Regions from separate parts of the Homo sapiens genome. Here region 2 is linked to region 1. The links are chromatin loops, found by intact Hi-C in ENCODE. Cell type or tissue: mammary epithelial cell. All regions are shown on one strand.

The links. Hi-C counts contacts between places; a loop is a spot of excess contacts. Peaks named below come from ENCODE experiments on the same cell type or tissue, not always from the same donor. Only the 100,000 strongest peaks of a DNase experiment are listed, where the experiment ranks them.
Region 2: it touches region 1 in a loop (8-fold over the local background); 2 of 110 quality-filtered maps call a loop at or near these places.

The regions. Positions count from the first base shown.
Region 1 is chr5:66,806,394-66,808,893 of GRCh38, forward strand. All of the region lies in intron 3 of MAST4 (microtubule associated serine/threonine kinase family member 4), which reads left to right. Among named protein-coding and RNA genes, the nearest start is that of MAST4-AS1, 200 kb to the right of the region's middle. In mammary epithelial cell, a CTCF peak has its summit at 1,515 (motif pointing right); a DNase peak (open chromatin) is centred at 1,548.
Region 2 is chr5:68,271,417-68,273,916 of GRCh38, forward strand. It overlaps PIK3R1 (phosphoinositide-3-kinase regulatory subunit 1), which reads left to right. Exons shown (of 16, transcript NM_181523.3): 3 at 1,974-2,066. Among named protein-coding and RNA genes, the nearest start is that of PIK3R1, 57 kb to the left of the region's middle. In mammary epithelial cell, a CTCF peak has its summit at 1,075 (motif pointing left); no DNase peak of the experiment used is centred here; H3K27ac peaks cover 514 bases.

The sequences.
Region 1 (2,500 bases):
TAACCTGTCCCACAGGCTGTGGAATGTCACACACTTGCATCTAAATTATGGGCATCATCTGTGCCCCGTCTGTGCTGAAAGCTCTTCATTAAGAGGGAAAGACTGGGAATCCTACACCAGGGCAAATAAAATCATGTTGTTGATCAGGTAGAACTTAATTTAGCTTCCTCTCTCAGGATCATAGACCCACTTGATCAGTTGGGAAATGTAGGATTAGATAACTTCTGCATTCTTTATTGAATATTTTCTATCATAAGTTGAAAAATTCCTAGACAATTTTTAAAAATGTTCTTAAACTGGAGAAAAATCATGCATAATATACAACCATTCTTAACATCTTTAAGCATACATTTTCTTTTTGTGCATCCTAGTAACATGTGATAGAAAATGTGTACTTTTTTATTACATCTCCTGTTTTCCCCAAGATGCCAGTCTTGGGCTCAATTTCATATCTCCTTGGTTTTCTTGCCTGTGTGATTCTAATTTCTTCCTTTGGCTTTCTCTCTAACCCCATTTTCCTTTCCTGTGGTTCATAATCTGGCAGTGGAACTCTGAGGGCTTCAATGTGGTAGCAGGTACTAACCCTTTGTCCTGGGTACCATGTCTCACATCACTCTTATCTACATTAAATTTTTAAAAAGCTTTTAATTTTTGTGGGTACATAATAGGTGCATATAGTCATGGGTACATGAGATGTTTTGATACAGACATGCAATGTGTAATAATCACATCATGGAGAAAGAGTATCCATCCCCTCAAGCATTTATCCTTCATGTTAAAAATCCAATTACACTCTTTTAGTTACTTAAAAATGTACAATTGGCCGGGTGCGGTGGCTCACGCCTGTAATCCCAGCACTTTGGGAGGCCGAGGCGGGTGGATCATGAGGTCAGGAGATCGAGACCATCCTGGCTAACAAGGTGAAACCCCGTCTCTACTAAAAATACAAAAAATTAGCCGGGCGCGGTGGCGGGCGCCTTTAGTCCCAGCTACTCGGGAGGCTGAGGCAGGAGAATGGCGTGAACCCGGGAAGCGGAGCTTGCAGTGAGCTGAGATTGCGCCACTGCAGTCCGCAGTCCGGCCTGGGCGACAGAGCGAGACTCCGTCTCAAAAAAAAAAAAAAATGTACAATTAAATTATTACGGACTGTAGTCACCCTGTTGTGCTTTCATATAGTAGGTCTTATTCATTCTTTCTATTTTTATGTGTATCCATTAACTGTTCCCACATTTGATCTCTTCCCACTCATTCCTCTAATTCTCTGTGCCCCACTTTCCCTGCATAGAGGAATTTGCATTCTCATACTCATGGGAACCGTAGGGCTAAAGGCATCCTGTCTGTTGGGCATTTCCTCCTCGCCCTCTCCCTAAACTGGATGAGGACCTGGTTCCAGAAAGAATGGGTCCCTCAGGCAGCTGCTTCCCTAAGACTGTGCCGTCTTCCACTTCCACTCCCATCAGTGCTTTTGTGTTGGCTGCATTGATATCAAAGCCGATATTCCTGGATATCTCTAGATGGCAGCATCCACCTCCCTCTGCCTTGAGGCTATGATGGAAAAGAACAGTTGACTCACTCCAAGGATAATGTTTACTGTGCCACCCTGGTCTTCACTGCACATGTTTTTCCTTGCCCTTTCTTCTATTACTACATGTGTTTGAAACTCTGCAGACAGTCTTGAGGTGGAATGTCCAATGCACTCTTTTCCCAGCTTCCGTGTCACAGTCTTCAGCTCGCCAAGTGGGAGACATGAATCTAATCATTCTGTCGTGTTCAGTCCAGCGGAATTTTGTGGGAAGAGCATTGCTTTACACCGCAGCCTGAGGTTGTTAGGTAGTTTTTTACAGGACTGCTCAGGGGGACTCGTGGATAGTGCTGCTGTCTCATGAAGGAGGTGAAGTGTTAAATGGCAGGTCCCATTCTTGTAGGCATGCCCTGTGCAGGCTGGGCAGCCCCTCTGGCTTGCGAAGCTCTGTTCTGGTTTTCTAAACAACTCAGTTTAACATTCATGTCAAATAGCCCCTATTAACTAAATTAGGTTTTTTTTTGGTTCAGAATACTTTATATTTAAAGATAATGCAGAGGTCAAATCAAGCAAGAAGAATGTTCTGTTTTTAAAAGTAGTATTGTGTGCGAATTTTAGGCTAATTATACTTTTTGTTAACCTACCTGTTCTCCCATGAAACTTTGGACTCCTTGAAGCCCAGCCAGTGTCGTGTCTCTGTGTCCTCTCCCATTGCCAGATCAGGGCCAGGGCACAAGAGAGTGCTTCAGAAACATCACTTGCGTTCACAGCATCCTTTTGCCCTGCATTTGGTAGTGCCTGATCCCGTAGCCCAGACATTTATCTCAGAATATTTAAACACACATTTTCTCTGCCTTACCTTCTGTGTTCTGGTGGAATCGTGTTCAGGTGATTTAAACAAAATCTGGAGCAGCTCAGGAGGCACCTGTGTTCTACTGGAGGCGGTGCATGTGTCCCAGACCAGCCTTTTCCCTGCCT
Region 2 (2,500 bases), 1.5 Mb after region 1:
GCCTTGTCTTCAGGGATAGCTTTAGAGTGGGATCTCTAACACAAAGCTGACTCGGGAATCTTTCATCTGCCATTGACAAAATTTGCCCTTGTGCAGGCAAGTAAGACTATACTCTCTAATTTTATGGGCACTAGCCACCTATGGTTGTTTCCATTTAAATCAGTTAAAATAAAAAATTCAGTTCTTCACTGGGAATGGCTGCATTTTACTCAATAACCGCTGTGGCTAGTCATTGCTTTATCAGAGAGCACAGCTGTAGAACATTTCCATCATCACAGAAAGCTCTAATAGTGCTACTGTAGGATTTTCCCTCATAATATAGCTCTTCTCTTTTTATCCTGGGTAGTTGCAATGGCTAATAGAATTAGGTGGAAAGATCATGCATCCATCTATGTACTGCACATTGCATACTGAAATCTGAAAGAATGTTTTTGCAAAATGACTTAATCATACTTCTCTGAGATCAAAATTTAATAACATTACTTTCATAACGTGAATTTGTTCTATGTTGACTTTTAGTACTTGAAATACAGGCTTAATTAAAAATTTGTTGGCCAGGTGCAGTGGCTCACACCTGTAATCCCAGCATTTTGAGAGATTGAGGTGGGTGGATTGCTTGAGTCCATGAGTTCGAGACCAGCCTGGGCAATATGGCAAAACCCCGTCTCTACTAAAAATATACAAAAAATTAGCTGGGAGTGATGCTGTGCACTGTAGTCGCAGCTACTCAGGAGGCTGGGGGGGGAGGATCACATGAACTCAGGAAGTTGAGGCTGCAGCGAGCCATGATCACGCCACTACACTCCAGCCTGGGTGACAGAGCGAGACCCTGTCTCAAAAAAAAAAAAAAAAAAGAAAAAGGAAATTTGTTTACCATAGTATATGGCTTCTAATAAAGAGCTATACTGGTAAAATCTCACAGAAACAAAATTGCAAATATTTAGTCTTTCTCAGATTATATAAATTATTCCTAGAAAAGACTGCAAGCAATGAGGCTAATAAACAGGTTGTACTTATATTTTCATAATGACTTTAATTTACCTTTATTTTGCAGTTTCACAAATTTAAGATGAATATATTTAGCTCCCTCTTCTGGCATAATTTGAGAATTTTTTTGCTTACAATGGTCTTATTTATTTTTTTTGGACTGAGAATAAGGTTATCAATGTAATGTTGAAGAATGTTATTTATGAGTGTCATCCAGTTAGATTTTTTGGTATCATTGTAAATGGTTAAAACGCATGCAAAAAGTTTACGAAAACACCACATTTTAAAAACTACTAATTGACCAAAAAATACATAAACAAAGGCTTTGACAAAGTTATACAGAAATTTATTTTGATATCAAGTGGGCAGTGATCATTCATATTGGCTTCTGGATCTGAGACTCAGCCCATACCTGGCATTTGTGAGGCTTGGGGCAAGAATGCAAAAAGAGGCCCAAGTACCCTGTGCCTAAGTATTTTTGTTATAAATCATGTCAACTGTTCAATAAAATCTGTCCCATCCTTTCTAGGCAGTTATTTCTTCCTAATGACCAGGAGGAGAGATCTGAATTCAGGTTCTTGGGCTCCTGAGAGTTCTGCCCTAGAGTGTGGTATTATGGGGAGAGCTGGATCCTGGTTCATCCCTGGCTTCTCCCTGCACATCCAAACTCCCATCCATCCTGCCACTCCCCCCACCTTTGGGGCCCAGGGGTGTACCTAGACAGGGGGGTTTGTCCTGGGGAGGGTGGACCTGGGGGAAAGGCCATAAGAGGCCATTTAGCAGGAAATCCTGGAGCATTACTCTGAGTAGACCCTAGGTGAGAAGCAGTGGGCATATCACTTTGGCCTGGAAAGTGCAAAAGCCCAGAGCAGGGGTTCTTCTTGCTCGGGCCTGATGTAATTAAATTATTTTGTACGTCCTTCATTGTGGTCTAATGCATTCAACTATCCAAATTAAATACAATGGTGGGATTTTGTTGTTTGCAGCTTTGACTCTCCCGGATCTTGCAGAGCAGTTTGCCCCTCCTGACATTGCCCCGCCTCTTCTTATCAAGCTCGTGGAAGCCATTGAAAAGAAAGGTAACCAGACTGCTAGAGGGCATCAGTTCCTTTGTTCTACCCTTATTTCATGGCTCTTATTATTTGTCTCTTGTGCATTCATTAAGTAAATTTCCTACTACCAGCTATGTCCAGATACTCTGCTGGACACTCAAACTGTTTGGGGCTAAGTACTGGGAAAAATGTCTCAGTCTATAATTTCTAACTCTAGATTATCATGTAGTTTCCATATGGAAACTATTAAATTCTTCATAATTTAATAAATATGATTAACTTTCTTCTTAGAGGCCAGATGGTTTTGCCAAAATTATCAACATGCCAGGTAAGATTAATAGTAGGAGTTGACTTCCAAGAATATTTGGTACACATCTAGAACAGATACTGGATGGAAACTGGAATGTCTCTGGCAGCAGCCTCACAGGTTCTCCAGAGAGCTGTGTTTTGCATACATGGTC